Linked DNA regions of Homo sapiens: region 2 is linked to region 1. Evidence: read pairs that join two places in POLR2A ChIA-PET (ENCODE). Cell type or tissue: PC-9. All regions are shown on one strand. Links, peaks and the distances in the headings refer to the core of each region. The heading gives the core; the rest is flanking DNA.

Region 1 (8,311 bases), core at 1,791-6,790:
CCAAAGCCTAAATGTCAGTGTTCTCCCAAAGGAAAGACATGGTTCCATCTGACGAGTTTACCTGGTATAACGCTCTATAGCCAATTCTGGCAAGCCCTCTTGGCTGGTCTTTTTTTGGTAATGTTGCTTGTTGCAGAAAATTCTGGTTCCTGCATTAGGTGTTTTCTTTTTTCAGTTATGAACAGATTTTTCATACTAAATGCCCTAGACATTTCAGACTGGAAGTTCCAGGCTGTGTATATTCTTGCTGTTCATTCTCCACTCCTGCATGCTTCCTGATTTAGAATGTGGGAGCTGCAAGAAAGGCCAACCAACTCGCCCTCCCAGCTCTCATCACCTGTGGTCACAGTCAGACAAAGGAGTTGAATCCTGTTAAAGTGGGGGTCGGGCTGGGGGGTGGTGGGGGGGCGCGGAGTGTAGACCTCAGGCAGAGACAGAGTGGGAGGCAGGAGATGCCTCTAAATGGCCCAGGTGAGAGGTATGTTGTGGGGAGTGGAAAACTCTAAGGCTTGCGGAATCCTGATCAAGCCCTGAGTCTATGGCTCCTACTTCCTTCTCCCCCATTTTTGGTTCCAAATAAGTGATTTGCTTGCAAACGGATTCCACAAGCAAGTCATTTCCTCTTCCTTGGGGGACAGCAACTGTGACGAGAGGGAGGAAGGAAGAAACACACACCTCTTCTGAACACCCGGGATCGTGGTAAGGTCTTTGTGAGCCTTGGTGAGCCGCAGCCTCTTCATTCCACAGCATGCAGCATAACTATGGAAGGATTCAAAAATTTTGCTTTTAAAATTATTGGGCTCCAAGGAGGTGATGTTGAAACAATTCCTCAGAAATGAGAAAATCTAACATACAGATTGTTTCCAAATGAAATAAAGCTTTTAACGAATACTAAACTTAAGAACTGATGGAGTTGATACAATCGGTTAGCTATTATAGGCATTTAATCCACTAAATTTGGGGGGTGGGGTTCTTTCATTTGTTGGAAAATATATTTATATTTTGCTGTCTAAGTCTGGGCCCAGTGGCTCACGCCTATAATCCCAGCACTTTGGGAGGCCGAGGCAGTTGAATCACTTGAGGTCAGGAGTTCAAGACCAGCCTGGCCAACATGGCGAAATCCCATCTCTACTAAAATACAAAAAAATTAGCTGGGCGTGATGGCAGGTGCCTGTAATCCCAGCTACTCAGGAGGCTGAGGCAGGAGAATCGCTTGAACCTGGGAGGCAGAGGTTGTAGTGAACTGACATCGTGCCACTGCACTCTAGCCTGGACGACAGAGCGAGACTCTGTCTCAAAAAAATAAATCAATAAAAAATAAATAAATATATTTTGCTGTCTATATAGATGCATATCATATATAGGATTTTATATATACTATCTATGTAACATTTTTTCAGGGCTAAATATTGCTATAGGCCCTCAAAAACCTGTTGGCCCTGAGCCCTGTGCCTGCAGAACCTAACAGATACAGTAGATTGTGAAGTAAATGTAACAGAAAAAATAATGTAAAAAGTTATTGCAACCCCAGGCTAGTGAATGGATTAACATGACTAGGAGGCCAGTTCTGTCAAGGCTCCTTGCCAACCCTAAGTCTCCAAGAGAAGCCCTGGATTTTTACACCCAGTCCTCTCCAGCCTTGCTGTAGGAAGCAGTCATCCCACCAGAGAGGTTTCTATTTCAGACCCACTCTCAGTCCCTTGGGAGTCTCCTCCAGGCTGTCCTTCCTAAACCACTTGAATCTCGATTTCTCCCACAGCTGATTTTTTTTTTTTCAAGATGTTAGCAATTCCTGTGGAACCATCTGGATGTTATTAAGAAAGTGTCCCGGGTCCTCTGAGGCAGCTGGCTGCGGCCTCTTGCCTTGTTTCCTGTGTCCTGGATGTCTAAGTTGACTTTCATAAGAAATTTGGAATATTAGCTTAAAAAAAGAAACAGTCAATATTTTTCAGGCGTTGAGCTCTTGCAGCTTAATTTCCCCGGCTGGGACTTTGCATTTCGAGTTCCCATCTTTGGCCCCTGCTCTGGGAAGGATGAAGCACGTCTGTTTTAAAAACAGAAAGCACCAGTGGTCGGGGTGAACCAGAAATCCAGTCTTCCCCACCCTCCCTAGTCAGCCTCACAAAAACTTCCTTATGTCGCTGCTGCTGCTGCTCAGCCACTTCCATACCCCCAGCCCCCGCTCCCAAGTGAGACCCTGAGTCTCTGTCCAAATGTACATGCTATTTAGTTCAGCTCTATAGGGCACTCTCCTAGCCTCCTTGAGGCAAAAAGAACAAATATCAAATAACAGAAAAATGGCTGAACAGATGACAATGATTCCGTGGTTAAGAGGGGTAACTGTGAATAGGTGGGACAATAGGAGACACCAATTTACCCGCTTCCTAACCACTAGCCAGGAGCACCTGGGGCCTGAACAGAGACGCTCCCATGGATTCATTTTACTACTTAGAGCCTGCAGATGGGGTTGGGGCACTGGCTTGCCTCACTTCCCGTTTATTACCCAAACTCAACAGCCAAGCTTTGGGTTCTTAGCCTTGACCATTTGCTTTCCCCACTAAAGGGGCCCATGGCCCACCTCTTCTTCTTTGTTGTTCTTAGACCTTCACCACCCCCACCCCCGACCAACTTGCATCTCATCACCCTTTCAATTTCATTAATAAAGTTAACACTAGTTATTTGGAAGATTTTTAAGACCCCCAATGCTATTAAATCAGACAACGTGATTAAGGACACCCACTATACCTAGGAAGTGCAAGCACAGAATGACTTTTCCAAAAGACAAACAGCCTAACTTTCTGTCTCTGATGCTGGTAGAACCAAGAGAAAATTTTGAACGGAAGCATACAATTCACTCTCCATTGAGGATTCACTCAAAAAGGAGGTAGAGATATGCCTTAATATTCCTAATATCCCTGTCACAATCCACAGGAATCTACAACCTCCTATCTGGTTTGCCATAGACACTCAGTAAGTGGTCTCACCAACCCCCATCTTTTTATTTTGAAAAGCTTAAGCTACAAAAAAACTAAAAGAATAATACAATGAACTCCTATATGCATTTTACCTAAATCACCAACTGCAGTTCAACTTTGAGCAACATGGGGGTTAAGACCCCCACACAGCCGAAAATGGAGTATAACTTTTGTCTCCCCCAGAACTTAACTACTAAGAGCCTACTGTGGGCTGGAAGTCTTACCAATCACATAAACAGTTGATTAACACATATTTTGTAGGTTAAATGTATTATATGTGGTATTTTTACAATAAAGTAAGCTAGAAAATAGAAAATGTTAAGAAAATCATAAGGAAGAGAAAATATATTTACTATTCATTAAGTGGAAAAGGATCATCACAAAGGTCATCATAAAGGTCTTCACATTTAGTAGGCAGAAAAGGAAGAAGAGGAGGGAAGAAGAGGAGAAGGAGGAGGGAGGGAGGAAGGAGGGGGAGAAGGGAGGGGAGGAGGGAAGGGGAAAGCAGGGAGGGGAGGAGGATGGAAGGGGGAAGCAGGGAGGGAAGGAGGGGAGGGGGAAGCAAGGAGGGGAGAGGGCGAAGCAGGGAGGGAAGGGGGGAAGCAGGAAGGGGAGGAGGGGAGGAGGGAGGGGAGGAGGGGAAAAGAGGGGTTGTCTTGCTGTCTCAGGGATGTCAGAAGTGGAAGTAAATTCCAAGCATAACTGGACCATAGCAGTTCAAACACCTGTTATTCAAGGTTCAACTGTATTACAATATTACCACATTTGCTTTCTCCCAATAATTTTTTCTGATACATTTGAAAGTGAAGCACAATGATCCCTAAATATTTCCTAAAAGGTAGAACATACAAGACATTTAACATTGAAAAAAAATTACCTAATAGACAGCTCATTCAAATTTCCCCAATTGTCCCAATGTCCATTATAGGGTTTTTTTGTTTTTGTTTTTTTTTGAGACAGAGTCTCACTCTGTCGCCAGGCTGGAGTGCAGTTGTGCGACTTCAGCTCACTGCAACCTCTGCCTCCCGGATTCAAGCGATTATCCTGCCTCAGCCTCCCGAGTAGCTGGGACTACAGGTGCACGCCACCACGCCCGGCTAATGTTTGTATTTTTAGTAGAGACAGGATTTCACCATGTTGGCCAGGATGGTCTGGATCTCTTGACCTTGTGATCCATGCATCTCGGACTCCCAAAGTGCTGGGATTACAGGCGTGAGCCACCGCGCCCGGCCCCGTTATAGCCTTTTAAACTTTGTCTCTGATTTTAAAATTTCAGATATTTTTATAAAATTGAGATATAATTCACATATAAAATTCACCCTTTTCAAGGGTACAACTCAGGTTTTTAGAACAGTCACAGGTTACACAACTATCACTACTATCTAATTCTAGAACATTTTCATCCACCTAGAAAAAAATCCTGCACCCATTAGCAGTCATTCCCTATTCTTCACCTCCCTGCAGCTCCTGACAAACACTAATCTGTCTCTGTGGATTTGCCTATTATGGAAATCTCATAGAAATGGACTCACAGAATATGTGTCCGTGTCTGGCTTCTTTCCCTTAGTATAATGTTTTCAGGGTTCATCTATATTTTATCTATTTGATAGTGGGTAGACATTTAAATTGTGCTATACTTGTTTTTAAAAGCCAGGACCCAATCAAGGACTATACACTGCATTTAGTTGCCAGTCACTAGTTTCCTTTAATCCAAATGCTACAACATTAATTCTAGAATGTTAATCTAGATTTAGATCCTAGAACATTCTTCCCATTTTACAACAGTAAAAGTTTTGAAGAGTACCAGTCAGATGTTTTGAAGGATGTCTTTCTGGATTTGTCTGATTGTTTCCATTATTTGACTCAGATTAGACAATTTTGGCAACACTACTGCATGGGTGAGGTTGCATACTTCCTGTTGCATCACATCAGAAGACACGTCATGTCAGTCTGTCCGATGATAGGTGATGCTAAATTTGGTTATTTGGTTAGATGGTATTTACCAGATCTCCCTATCAGAAAGATACACTTTTCTCTTTGTATAATATTAAAATAAGTGAAATTAAGTAATATTTAAGACCACGTGAATATCTTGTTTCCCAACAACCTTTAACCAATGGCTTTAACACCCAACTATGATTGTTACCTGAATCCCTTATTATAATGGTGTTACAAAATAGCAATTTTCTGGCTTTTCTGACTCTATAATTCCTTCTATATACAGACATGGGCATTTTGTAAAAAAAAAAAAAAAATGCTTTCCCTGCTCCATCCCATCTTTTTTTTTTTTTTTTTTTTTTTTGAGGCAGAGTCTCACTCTGTCACCCAGGCTGGAGTGCAGTGGCGTGATCTTGGCTTACTGCAAGCTCTACCTCCCAGTTCATGCCATTTTCCTGCCTCAGCCTCCCGAGTAGCTGGGACTACAGGCACCCGCCACCATGCCCAGCTAATTTTTTGTATTCTTAGTAGAGACGGGGTTTCACCATGTTAGGATGGTCTCGATCTCCTGGCCTCGTGATCTGCCCTCCTTAGCCTCCCAAAGTGCTGGGATTACAGGCGTGAGCCACCATCTTTTTAATCTCCACTGTGAACTCATAGTTTTTTTTTTCAACTTAATGCATTATAATCAACATCATTTGTCCCAAATTTGGGAAATGGGATCCACTTTGAGTTAGCTCATCTATCTTTTCTGATGTGTTCCCATCAGTCTTTAAGTATTTCTTTGCTTTATGTGTCTAAAGATGGGAAAAAACAAAGGAGAGAGTGTCTTACTCTCTTACACAGTCAAACACTTCGCTTCTGACACCAGATGTGTGGAGGTGGCTTTTTCCTATACGCCAAGCAATTCTCCAGCAGACACCTGGATATTCTGGGTATCCTTGAACTCAATTCAATTCTGACACACTCTTGGCCGGGCGCGGTGGCTCACGCCTGTAATCCCAGCACTTTGGGAGGCCGAGGCAGGCAGATCACAAGGTCAAGAGATCAAGACCATCCTGGCCAACATGGTGAAACCCCGTCTCTATTAAAAGTACAAAAATTAGCTGGGCATAGTGGTGCACGCCTGTAATCCCAGCTACTCGGGAGGCTGAGGCAGGAGAATCGCTTGAACCCGGGAGGCAGAGGTTGCAGTGAGCCGGGATTGTGCCACTGCACTCCAGCCTGGCGACAGAGCAAGACTCCATCTCAAAAAATAAATAAATAAATAAATAATAAAAATAAATAAAAAATAAAAAATTCTGACACACTCTGCCTGAAGAGATGGCCAGATCCCACAGGTTAAGGGTTCAGTCCCACAAGACTGCCCCCTACTTCAGATGCCAGTCACAAACGCCAGGTTGGGACCTGTACTTCTGAGCAATCAGCTATAAATTGGTGTTCCCACAACCCCCTTCTTGGGTCCAATTAATTTGCAAGAGTACCTCACAGAACTCAAAAAAACAAGTTACTTCCATTTACCTCTTTATTACAAAGTATTTTTAAAGGATATAAATGAATAGCCAGAAGAAAAGAGACATAAGGTGAGGTTTGGAAGGATCCCAAGTGTAGCAGCTTCCCTCCCTGTGGAGCTGGGGTGCACAACCCTGCCCGCACTTGAATGCATTCTTGTTAACCAACCTGGAAGCTGCAGGAACCCAGTCTTACTTGGGTTTTTATGGAGGCTTCATTACATAGGCATGATTGATCAAACCACTGGCCACTGGTGACCAACCTTCAGCCCCTCTCCCGTTCCCAAAGGTGGAGGAGGCTGGATAACTGGACCCTATAATTACATGGTTGATTCCCCTGGCAACCAGCCCCCATGCCGTGGATATCTAGGGACTTTCCAAAAATCACATCATTAAAATAAGTTCACTGTAGTCGAAAGAGGCTTGTTATGTACAACCAAAGACACAACTTTCACCTTGCACCTGTTTCAGAAGCCCAAGACAAAGGGCGAAATATTTTAACAAAAGGTATACCAATTGCTCTCATCACTTAGAAAATTACAAGGGTTTTAGAAGCCACGAGTCAGGAACTGTACATGAAAACAAAAATATACACATAAATGTATATAGTCATGTGCCACACAGTGACTTTTAGTCAGCAATGGGCCACATATACAAAGATGGTCTTATAAGATTGTAATGGAACTGCCCTATACAGGCAAACCACTTTTAAAAGTCTTTTACATTTTTACTGTACCTTTTCTATGTTTAGATATATTTAGATACGCAAATATCTGATGTTACAATTTCCTACAGTATTCAGTACAGTACATGCTGTACAGGTTTGTAGCCTAGGAGTAAAAGTCTATCTGTATACTATATAGCCTAAGTGTGCAGTAGGCTACACCATTTAGGTTTGTGTAAGTACATTCCATGAGGTTTGCACAATGACAAAATCACCTAGTGATGCATTTCTCAAAATGTATCCCCCTTGCTAAGTAATGCATGACTGAATATATATTTGTTTCACAATATCACAGTGGCACAATAAGATGTTTGTTTGTTTGAGATGGGGTCTCCCTCTGTCACCCAGGCTGGAGTGCAGTGGTGTGGTCTTGGCTTACTGCAACATCAGCCTCCCGTGCTCAAGAGATCCTCCTACCTCAACCTCCCAAGTAGCTAGGACTATAGGCACACACCACCACATGGGGCTGATATTTGTATTTTTTATAGAGATGGGGTTTCACCATGTTGCTGAGGCTGGTCTCGAACTTCTGGAATCAAGTGATCCACCTGCCTCAGCCTCCCAAAGTGCTGGGACTACAGGTGTCAGACACAGCACTTGGCCACAAAATGTTTCAGACTCACTTTGTACTTTCCCTTCTTCAGACCTTAAATCAATATTTCTCCAAGGAGGCCTAGCTTGGCTTTGTGAGAAATGGTATTTAGATACCAAAATCAGGATACTAGATGTGCTCATTGATACTGGGTTTGATACTGGGTTTTCTTACATGTCTTTGCCTGAATGACTTATAGCATTTATTTAAGCCTTCCATGTGTAACCTCTCTTGTGATACTTATCTGGGTTTCAATTAGTAAGTAACACTTACTACATCTTCAATGTGTCCTAAATGTTATAGGTAAAATAGTTGCCAATTTTTTTTAGTATTTACCAAGTGCTCAAAAAACTCTGTACATGGTATTTGCATGCAGTACTTAGTCTCTGTAACAACTCAGTGATGTAGGCATTATTATTCATCCTTATTTGACAAATGAAATAACTGAAGTACAGAGAGGTGAGTACCCTATTCAAGGTCACAAGGTCACACAGCTCGTAAATGGCGGAACTGGGACTCAATTCCAGGTCTTTCTGACTTTAAACCTGCTGAACTACTAGGTAATATTATG
Region 2 (8,311 bases), core at 2,111-7,110, 700 kb after region 1:
AGGGAAGCTTCCCTGAGGAAACCTGAAGGTTGGCCAGTGTACTCCAGCCTGGGCAACAAGGTGAGACCCTGTCTCAAAAAAGAGAAAAAAAAAAATAACCCTGAAGTTTTAGAGCTTGGCAAAGAACATTCCAGATACAAGGAAACTGCAGGGAAATTGCCTTCAAAGGCCCTGAAGTGGGAGAAAAGAGCATAGCCACAGTACTCTAAGATGCTAAGATTCCTCAGGGCAGTTACCTGGGTTTCTTTTCTTCTAACCTTCTGGGCAAAGTGAGTAGAAATGGAGGGGAGTTGGCCGGGTGTGGTGGCTCACGCCTGTAATCTCAGCACTTTCGGAGGCTGAGGCGGGCAGTTCGAGACCAGCCTGATCAACATGGAAAAACCTCGTCTCTACTAAAAAAAAAAATACAGCCGGGTGCGGTGGCTCACGCCTGTAATCCCAGCACTTTGGGAGGCCGATGCGGGCGGATCACGAGGTCAGGAGATCAAGACCATCCTGGCTAACATGGTGAAACCCCGTCTCTATTAAAAATACAAAAAAATTAGCCAGGCTTGGTGGCGGGCGCCTGTGGTCCCAGCTACTCGGGAGGCTGAGGCAGGAGAATGGCGTGAACCCGGAAGGCGGAGCTTGCAGTAAGCCGAGATTGCGCCACTGCACTCCAGCCTGGGTGACAGAGCGAGACTCCGTCTCAAAACAAACAAACAAACAAACAAAAAAATTAGCCGAGCATGGTGGCGCATGCCAGTAATCCCAGCTACTCGGGAGGCTGAGGCAGGAGAATCGCTTGAACCTGGGAGGCGGAAGTTGCGGTGAGCCGAGATCACACCATTGCACTCCTGTCTGGGCAACAAGATTGAATCTCGGTCTCAAGAAAAAAGAAAAAAATGGAGGGGAGTTTCCATCCTGCTGGGCCAAACCCCTTCCCCTCCAACCCCATCCCCTGGAGTAATATTGGGGAGATGTGGGCTTCATCAGTCAGCCCATCTGTCCAGCTTAATCTTCCACCTGTTCTATAGCTGCCCCCAACCCCCCTCCCAGTTTCAGGACAGGTCTCAGCCCGCTATTTTCCCAGTGGGTTCTGGGGTTCCTAGTCCTCTTGGGCAGGCGGGGCAGGTTAGGGCCCCTCCAGAATCTGCCATTACAGATCCTGGATGAAACAGAATTTAGTATCTGACCTGCAGGGGCCAAGGGGTGGATGTTTCCCAGATGAAGATGACCAAGGGGTTTAGGGGCTTAGGCCTTTTAGAGTTTCCCCCTTGGCCTGGGTCTCACTTCAAGGAGGCGGCCTGGATCCCTGTCTGATTCCCCCTCAAAGAATGCTTCCTGTAACATGGATACATTTCACACACAGCCGCCCGCCCCTGCTGCAGAGCGCACACAGCTCCTCTCACACACACTCACCATCCAGCTGCACCGTGCGTCTCCATGGCAACCAGTAGGCCTGGTCCACGGATGTTAGAAATAAGTGCCAGAGGAAGAGGAGAGAGAGAGGGAGAGGGAGAAGGGAGAAAGAGAAATAAAGAGACTTAGAAAGATAACCTCCCAAGGAGAGCCCTACCCTTTCCTTACAACCCTGCCAGGAAGACGTGAGTGGATTCGGGCCCTGAGGACGGAGGAGCTCAGGGTGGGGACTAAGCAGTAGATTAGGGGCTGTCTGGACACAGGTAACGGGGCACAGTGGGCAGTAAGGAGTGGGCAGAATCAAGGGAACTTTCTTGACAGTCTGTAGTCTTGGGATAGGAATACTTGGTCTAGGTGAAAAAGGCAGATGGGGGTGGGTGGGTAGGGGTGGAAGACTTGGGGAAGCTACTTTCTCTTCTTCCTGGCCTAATTGGCTGTTCGGGCCGAAACCACCTCTTAGTCACTTAGTCTAATCAGAATTGTTCCGGAGAAGACAGTCGGGGAGGGGAAGGAGAAGCAGGGGTGTGAAGGGGGAGGGTGGGTGGAGACAAAGCTGGGTGAAGGTGGGGGTGGGAGTTCCTTCTACCACCTGCCATCCATCCTATCGCCACCCAGTGGATGGGGTGGGCTGTGACTATACAGGCTGATGGGTCTCTCTAACAGCCTCCCAGCTGCCACTAGCACCCCTTCACGCCCACTTGCTTTTTACTCTGCCCCTTCTCGTCTGTCTCCATGTATCTCTGTCTCTAGCTCTAGCTCTCACTCTCACTCTCTCCTGGTCACCCTGTCTAGCTCCTCACCTTCCTTTCTCCCCTTCCTGGGAGTCTCCTGACCTCTGGCCACCAATATTTGTGTATGGAACAGATAAAGGATATAGGATTGCTAATCTAGGCCAATCCACTGGTGAGTGGAGGAGGAGCAGGGGGAGGGGATTATACTGAAAGGAGCCCTGTCTTTGGGGAGAAAGAGAGAGTAGGGTGGACGCTGGCCTGGCACGACTCCCCTCCACATACCCACACAGGTCAGGGTGTGTGTGTGTGTGTGAGTTTGGTCTGGAGCTGGACGGGCTGACTGTCTCAGACAAGTTACTTAACCTCTCTGTGCATCACTTTTTCTAACTATGAGATGAGGATAATACATTCCAAAAATGCAGTGTGGATTTAAGGTGAGAATGCACGTAAGTTGCTTAGCATGGTATATTGTAAGGGCTCAATAAATGGCAGCTTTTATCATCACTCCAGACTCTTGTCCTTTCTCCGGGGTCCTTCTGGAGCCAGGACAGCTGCATCTTCCAATCCCCTCCTCCTGCCACTGCTTCTCCATTCTTGGGGGCCCAAATTGCCTCTCAGTTCCTGGACCCATCCCCCTTGCCTGGCTCCCAGGGCTACTCACTATGGTGTCCCCGTGTAGGGGATGAGGCTGGGATCCTGCCCTCTGCCCACAAGGTCTGGAGGGACACACTTCTTCAGTTTAGGGTCTGTTTTTCCCTTCTCTGCAGGCCTCAGAGGGGAGGAAAGGGGACAGCCATAAATGATGTAGGGGAAGCGTACTTGCTGAGGGGGACAATAAGGGATGAGCAGCGTCCAGAAACCTAAATATTTCATGGGGCTGCAGCGCTGGGAAGGGCAAAGTCCCTGAGCTGTGTTTGTGCATATGCGCTTGACTCCATGTGGCTTGGAGCTGTTCCATATGCCCAATGCCCTCCTTACCCCCCAACCCTCAAAATGCTACACTCAGGAAAGCTGCTCTCGTGAACCCTTTCCTGGCCAAGATCCCTCCAAAACCTTCCCAGCACATGTATATTTCATTTCTTATAGCTGTAGTGGTTCCTACGGCTTTTAGGCTGTATGTTTACACAGTCATGTCTTTTTTTTGCCCCTGTGTTCAATGTCCCCCCCTCCGTAGGGACAAAAAAAGGCATGACTCCCAAGGACTGGTACCCTTAACCCTCATTCCCTCTGCCTTATCAGGAGACCCCAGTAGCTGGAAAAAGCTGGTGGGTTGGGAGCAGAGGCAGAGGTTGGGGTGGTAGGGAGGAGGTCGAGGTCTCCCGAATTTATGTCTCTGTCACGGTTGACTAAGGAGGAAGGTGTCCAGCAGAACAGGTGGGAATGAGGGGGACAGCATCCGAGTCTAGTGGCTTCCATGCCCCCTGCTTGCAGATGAGCTGGGGGACTGTCTCTGTCAAACCTCTGTCTTAGGGTAGTTCCTGTAGGGCTGCTGCCTATGACCCTTTCCTGACAACATATCTAAGTAAGGGAATAGAAGGTGTCCCTTTCAATCTTGGTCACAGGCCCCCCTTGTCCCTTTCCTTGACCGTATTCCAATCTATGATTATTTAATCTTTTTGAGCCTTCAATTTCTGCCTCTTCCCACTAGAATAAAAGTTTGCAGGAGGCCAGAACGTTGTTTAACTTATTTACCACCACCGAAAATATTTGTTGCATGAATGAGTGAATGGAAGGAATTCTGCTTAGAGATTCTGTAGCCAGAGCAAGATAAGGGAGGGAGAAGGAGGGCAGGCTCCAGATGAGTAGGGCTGTAGGTGAGAACTGTGGTGAAAAGGGGGAAAGAGGGTTAGATGGTGAAGAGAGTGGGTGGGATGGGTTGGGAGGGACAATGGGGAAGAGGAGAGACCTGGGATGGAAGCAGATGGAGCTAGAACCAGGAGGCATGGACTTTAGGGGAAGGGATTCAGGTGCCCAGAGGCACCAGAGGCAGGGGCTTTGGGTAGGAGGAGGGCAAACCTGGAATAGGGAGTCAAGGACAGAGTGTGTCCTTGGCAAGGGCAAGGGGAAACCTGAAATTCAGGTCCGGGGCCACAGTGAGTAGAGTGCAGGGACCCACCAAGAGCAGCTGAGTCATAAGGATTTCCCAGGGCCTGCTGGTACCACCAATGTCCCTACAACTCACTCTCATCCCCAGATCTCCTCCCCTTGTCCTTCTAAGCCCATAAACAGGAAATGCCCCAGGCTGGGCTGGCCAGGCCGCCCTTATAGAAAGAGCCAGGGATCCTCCTCTGGCTGGGAAGGAGGCAAAGCCACAGGGGCTCCTGACCCTTTGATTACCCATGCTCTACCCAGGGAGGCTCCTTCGGAAGCCTCCGTCTTCCCAAATCAAAGGTGATGGCAATATTAACTCATTAGCACTAAGCCCCTAGAGGAAGCTGGATTTGAGGGGTAATCTTTTCACAGGGCCTCACCTTGTTCCTTGGCCCTCTCCTCAGCCCAGGGGCTTCCTGAGAAGGCAGACAAGGGACAGGCGAGATAGCCTGGAGGCTGGGGGGTGGGGAGATTCCCCTGAGAAGCAGTGTCTCCCCGGAATTGGGCAGAGTGGCTATGTGTGTGGGGGTGGGGGTGAGGGAACAGAGGAGATTGGAGGTGTGCACCTGCAGTGGTTGTCATGGTAACCTGGCCCAAGGGGGTGGCCTCTCCCCCAAAGCCCTGTGAAGCTTGGAACACAAGAGTGGAGACACACACACACACACACACACACACACACACACACACACACACACACACACGGTTTTGCAGAACTCTACTTCTGGGTTCTCTCTACTCCTCGGCTGCCCCTCTTCTCTCTACTTCTCTGGGTGAGGCTGACACGAGGGAGGGGGCCGTGGGAAGAGGATGTGTCAGGGTGCCAGCAAGCGGGAGGCCCTCCACAAGGTGGGTAGGGGATGTGCTTCGCAAATGGGTGGTTTGGTGTGGGATTATGTGTGCAGCGTAGCTGGGTGGTGTCCCCGTATCCACGGAGGACATGTATATACCCAGGTGACCCAGCCCCAGTCCTGCAGTCAGACCACACAGGAGAGGGATTTGGGGGGGATGATTATTAACAAAGACAACAATAATCACAGTTATCTTTAATTGAGAGTTTATTAAATTCCAGCTATGTGGTTGTGGTAAACATTTTACAGGCAGTGTCTCATTTGATTTTCAGCAATAGTACAAGGTAGGAACTATTAGCCCCGTTTACAGATGAGAAAACTGAGGTTCTAAGAGTTTAAGTAACTTGTTTCAGGTCAAGGAGCTGGAAAGAGACAGGTCAAGACTCTGTAGGAGGGGAGGAGGCACAGGACAGGGGTGCCAGCTGCTGAGGCCACTAGTCCTGTCCCCAGGCCCCAGGGGTCACTTATGCCCATGTGTCCCCATGCTTCCTGGCAGGACTGGTCTGGTGCCATGCCAAGAGGCAGAGCTTGGGAACTTCAGATCCTTGTGCCTGCCTGGACTGGGCCAGGCTGGTCTGGGGCAGCTGAGGGCACCTGTGAGAGTGCAGGGGTACACCAAGCAGCGGGCATCGTGATTGGCACGAGCCAGGGGAGCGGCTGGCAGCCTTGTTCCTGGTAAACACGAGGAGAGGTTACTTCACAAGGAAACAGTAATTAACTTTAATTAGCACCTTGCATCTCAGAATATTATTAACATCTCAATTTCTCTAATCAAGACAGCAGGAGAGGGGCGGCATCTGCTTTGCTGACTCCTTCCTGGCCATGCTCCCTGGCTTGGCTTGGGTTCCTGCCCGGCCCCCACCCCTTGGAAGGCTCCCAGGAGTACCTCCTCAGAGGCGAGTTGCCAAGGGGAGCCGGGGCTGAAGGGCAGAGAGCAGGTACGGGCCAGGGACACGCCAGCCAGCCCCAGCAGATGCAGGGCAGCAGGGCAGGGGCAGGACTCTTTACCTGCCACCTTATCTTTCCAAATAGACTCTAAGCACCGAGGACAGCAAGGCTTCTGTTCCCGATCCCATGAATACACATAATATAGCCTTCTTCTCTTTCTCCCTTACCCCTTTCCTCCCTCCCTTCTTTACTTCCTTTGTTCCTTCTCTTCCCTCCTTCCCCCTTCCCTCCTCTCTCTCTCCCTTCTTCGAGCTAACCTCCTTTTCTTTTTCCCAGTCTCTCCCTCATGCTCCCTGTCCTCCCCACTGGAATTCTCCATTTTAACAAGCATTTATTAAGCAGACCTTACAGGACAGGGGCCCTGCTCCCACAACTGGGGATACAGTAATGGGCACAGGATAAATCCTGCCCTTGGGTAGTTTAGAATCTCACAGGGGAGATAAGGCTCGAGTATAAAGAACTCTCATCTGGGCTTCATACTGATAGGCATCATAATGGCTGGGCAGATAAGGGGCTGAGGGGTTGTAGGAGGGAGGGGGACATGGGAGGGACCAGGGCCCTAGTTGTGGGGCACCAAGGCACGCGGAGGGCAGCAGGATCCAGAGGCAGCGAGGGCACTTGGTGCTGTTCAGCCCTCTTTAGAAGGCCATCACAAGGGAAGTCCCTGAGGGTGCAGAAAGTGACTCTCTTCATTGTACCCACCCTCAGTGGCTGTTAACCCTGCCACGTGTCTGATATTAATAACTGACTGTCCTCCTTGGTCTAATTACAGCGGCCTGCTGCTTGCACAATTTGTTATTTATTTGGCAGTGTCCTCGGGGCTATCTCTCTAGTCCATCCAATTTGTATTTACTGAGCACCTACTATGCCTGGAGGGCTGGGTCTACCCTGGAGTAGGCTCCCAGTGCTGGAGCTCCTCTCTATAGAGACTGGAGGGATCAGGAGAAAGCTGCCTACAGGCCTGGGCATTTCAGGAAAAAAAAAAAAAAAACACAACACACACACACACACACACACACACAAACACACACACACAGAAACCTGGCAGTGTCAGCAGGAGGTTCCCCATAGGGAAGAGTCTGGTTCCACATTGGCCTCATCAGCACCCCTGCCCTGCTGCTGTACTTGTGCCTACAGTGTCGCCTTTGGGCACCTCCCCCAACTCCATCTCTATTTTTATACCATTTAGAGGATAGCGTCAGAAGACTAAAGTCCAGCTATAAATCTTGTCCAACATTAACCCAGAGGGCAGGTTAAATGTTCAGCGGAGACCCCAATCTCAAACCCACCTAGCTGGGAGGGCACACACCATTTGATTTTATTATTTGCCTTGGTTCAGAAAACTGATCCCACATCAAGTTGCCAGGTGCAAAGTGGGACAGGTTATATCTGACCGCCCAGCTAATGTGGGCCACAGAACAGGAATGGGAATTGCTTTTCCTTTGCTGTCACTCTATTCCCCAGTTATGATTGAATTTCCTGGAGGCCTACAAGATTTTACTTATTTAATTCTCATAGTAAACCGTAAAAAGTGGGAATTATTATACCCATCTTACAGTTGGGGAAACAAGACAAAGAGATGAAGTCACATAGCTGGTAAGAAAGTGAAAGCATGGTGGGACAAGAACTGCTGGGATCACTTCCTCAGTTTTGATCTCTACACTTTATTGGGGGACCTCTGTCCTCCTGGAGCTTGAGCGCTGGGGAGGGGCGATGCTGGGCATGGTCCCTGTCCTTAAGGAAAATTACTTGCCAGTTAGAAACTCTAGCTCTTGGCCAGGTGTGGTGGCTCATGCCTGTCATCCCAGCACTTTGGAAGGCCGAGGCAGGTGGATCACCTGAGGTCAGGGGTTCGAGACCAGCCTGGCCAACATGGCGAAACCCCATCTCTACTAAAAATACAAAAATTAGCTAGGCGTGGTGGCAGGCACCTATAGTCCCAGCTACTCAGGAGGCTGAGGCAGGAGAATCACTTGAACCCGGGAGGCACAGGTTGCAGTGAGCCAAGATCGCACCACTGCACTCCAGCCTGGGTGACAGAGAGAGACTCCGTCTCAGAAAAAAAAAAAAAAAAGAAAAGAAAAAAAGAAATTCTAGCTCTCCTTCTCCCTCTCCAGCTCCTCCCCACCTCCAGCCCCAGCTCCAGCTCCTCAGGGTTGGGGGCTGGGCCTCTATAATTGTAGAGTAATCCGCACAAGGCGGGGAAGAATCTGAAGTTTCCAAAGGCCTTTTTGATGTTGATGATTATGGTGATGACGAGGCTGCACGTCTCCTACCAAGACTGGGGCCTTT

The links. Peaks named below come from ENCODE experiments on the same cell type or tissue, not always from the same donor. Only the 100,000 strongest peaks of a DNase experiment are listed, where the experiment ranks them.
Region 2: POLR2A ChIA-PET joins it to region 1 with 5 read pairs; 2 of 35 experiments call an interaction of 5 or more read pairs at or near these places.

Annotation. Positions count from the first base shown.
Region 1 is chr5:142,534,714-142,543,024 of GRCh38, reverse strand. No RefSeq gene overlaps it. Among named protein-coding and RNA genes, the nearest start is that of FGF1, 150 kb to the left of the region's middle. In PC-9, for the core only: no CTCF peak of the experiment used is centred there; no DNase peak of the experiment used is centred there.
Region 2 is chr5:141,839,342-141,847,652 of GRCh38, reverse strand. No RefSeq gene overlaps it. Among named protein-coding and RNA genes, the nearest start is that of PCDH1, 35 kb to the left of the region's middle. RefSeq lists enhancers at 56-877, 8,177-8,311 and a silencer at 1,255-1,549. In PC-9, for the core only: no CTCF peak of the experiment used is centred there; DNase peaks (open chromatin) are centred at 3,902 and 4,282; H3K27ac peaks cover 1,713 bases.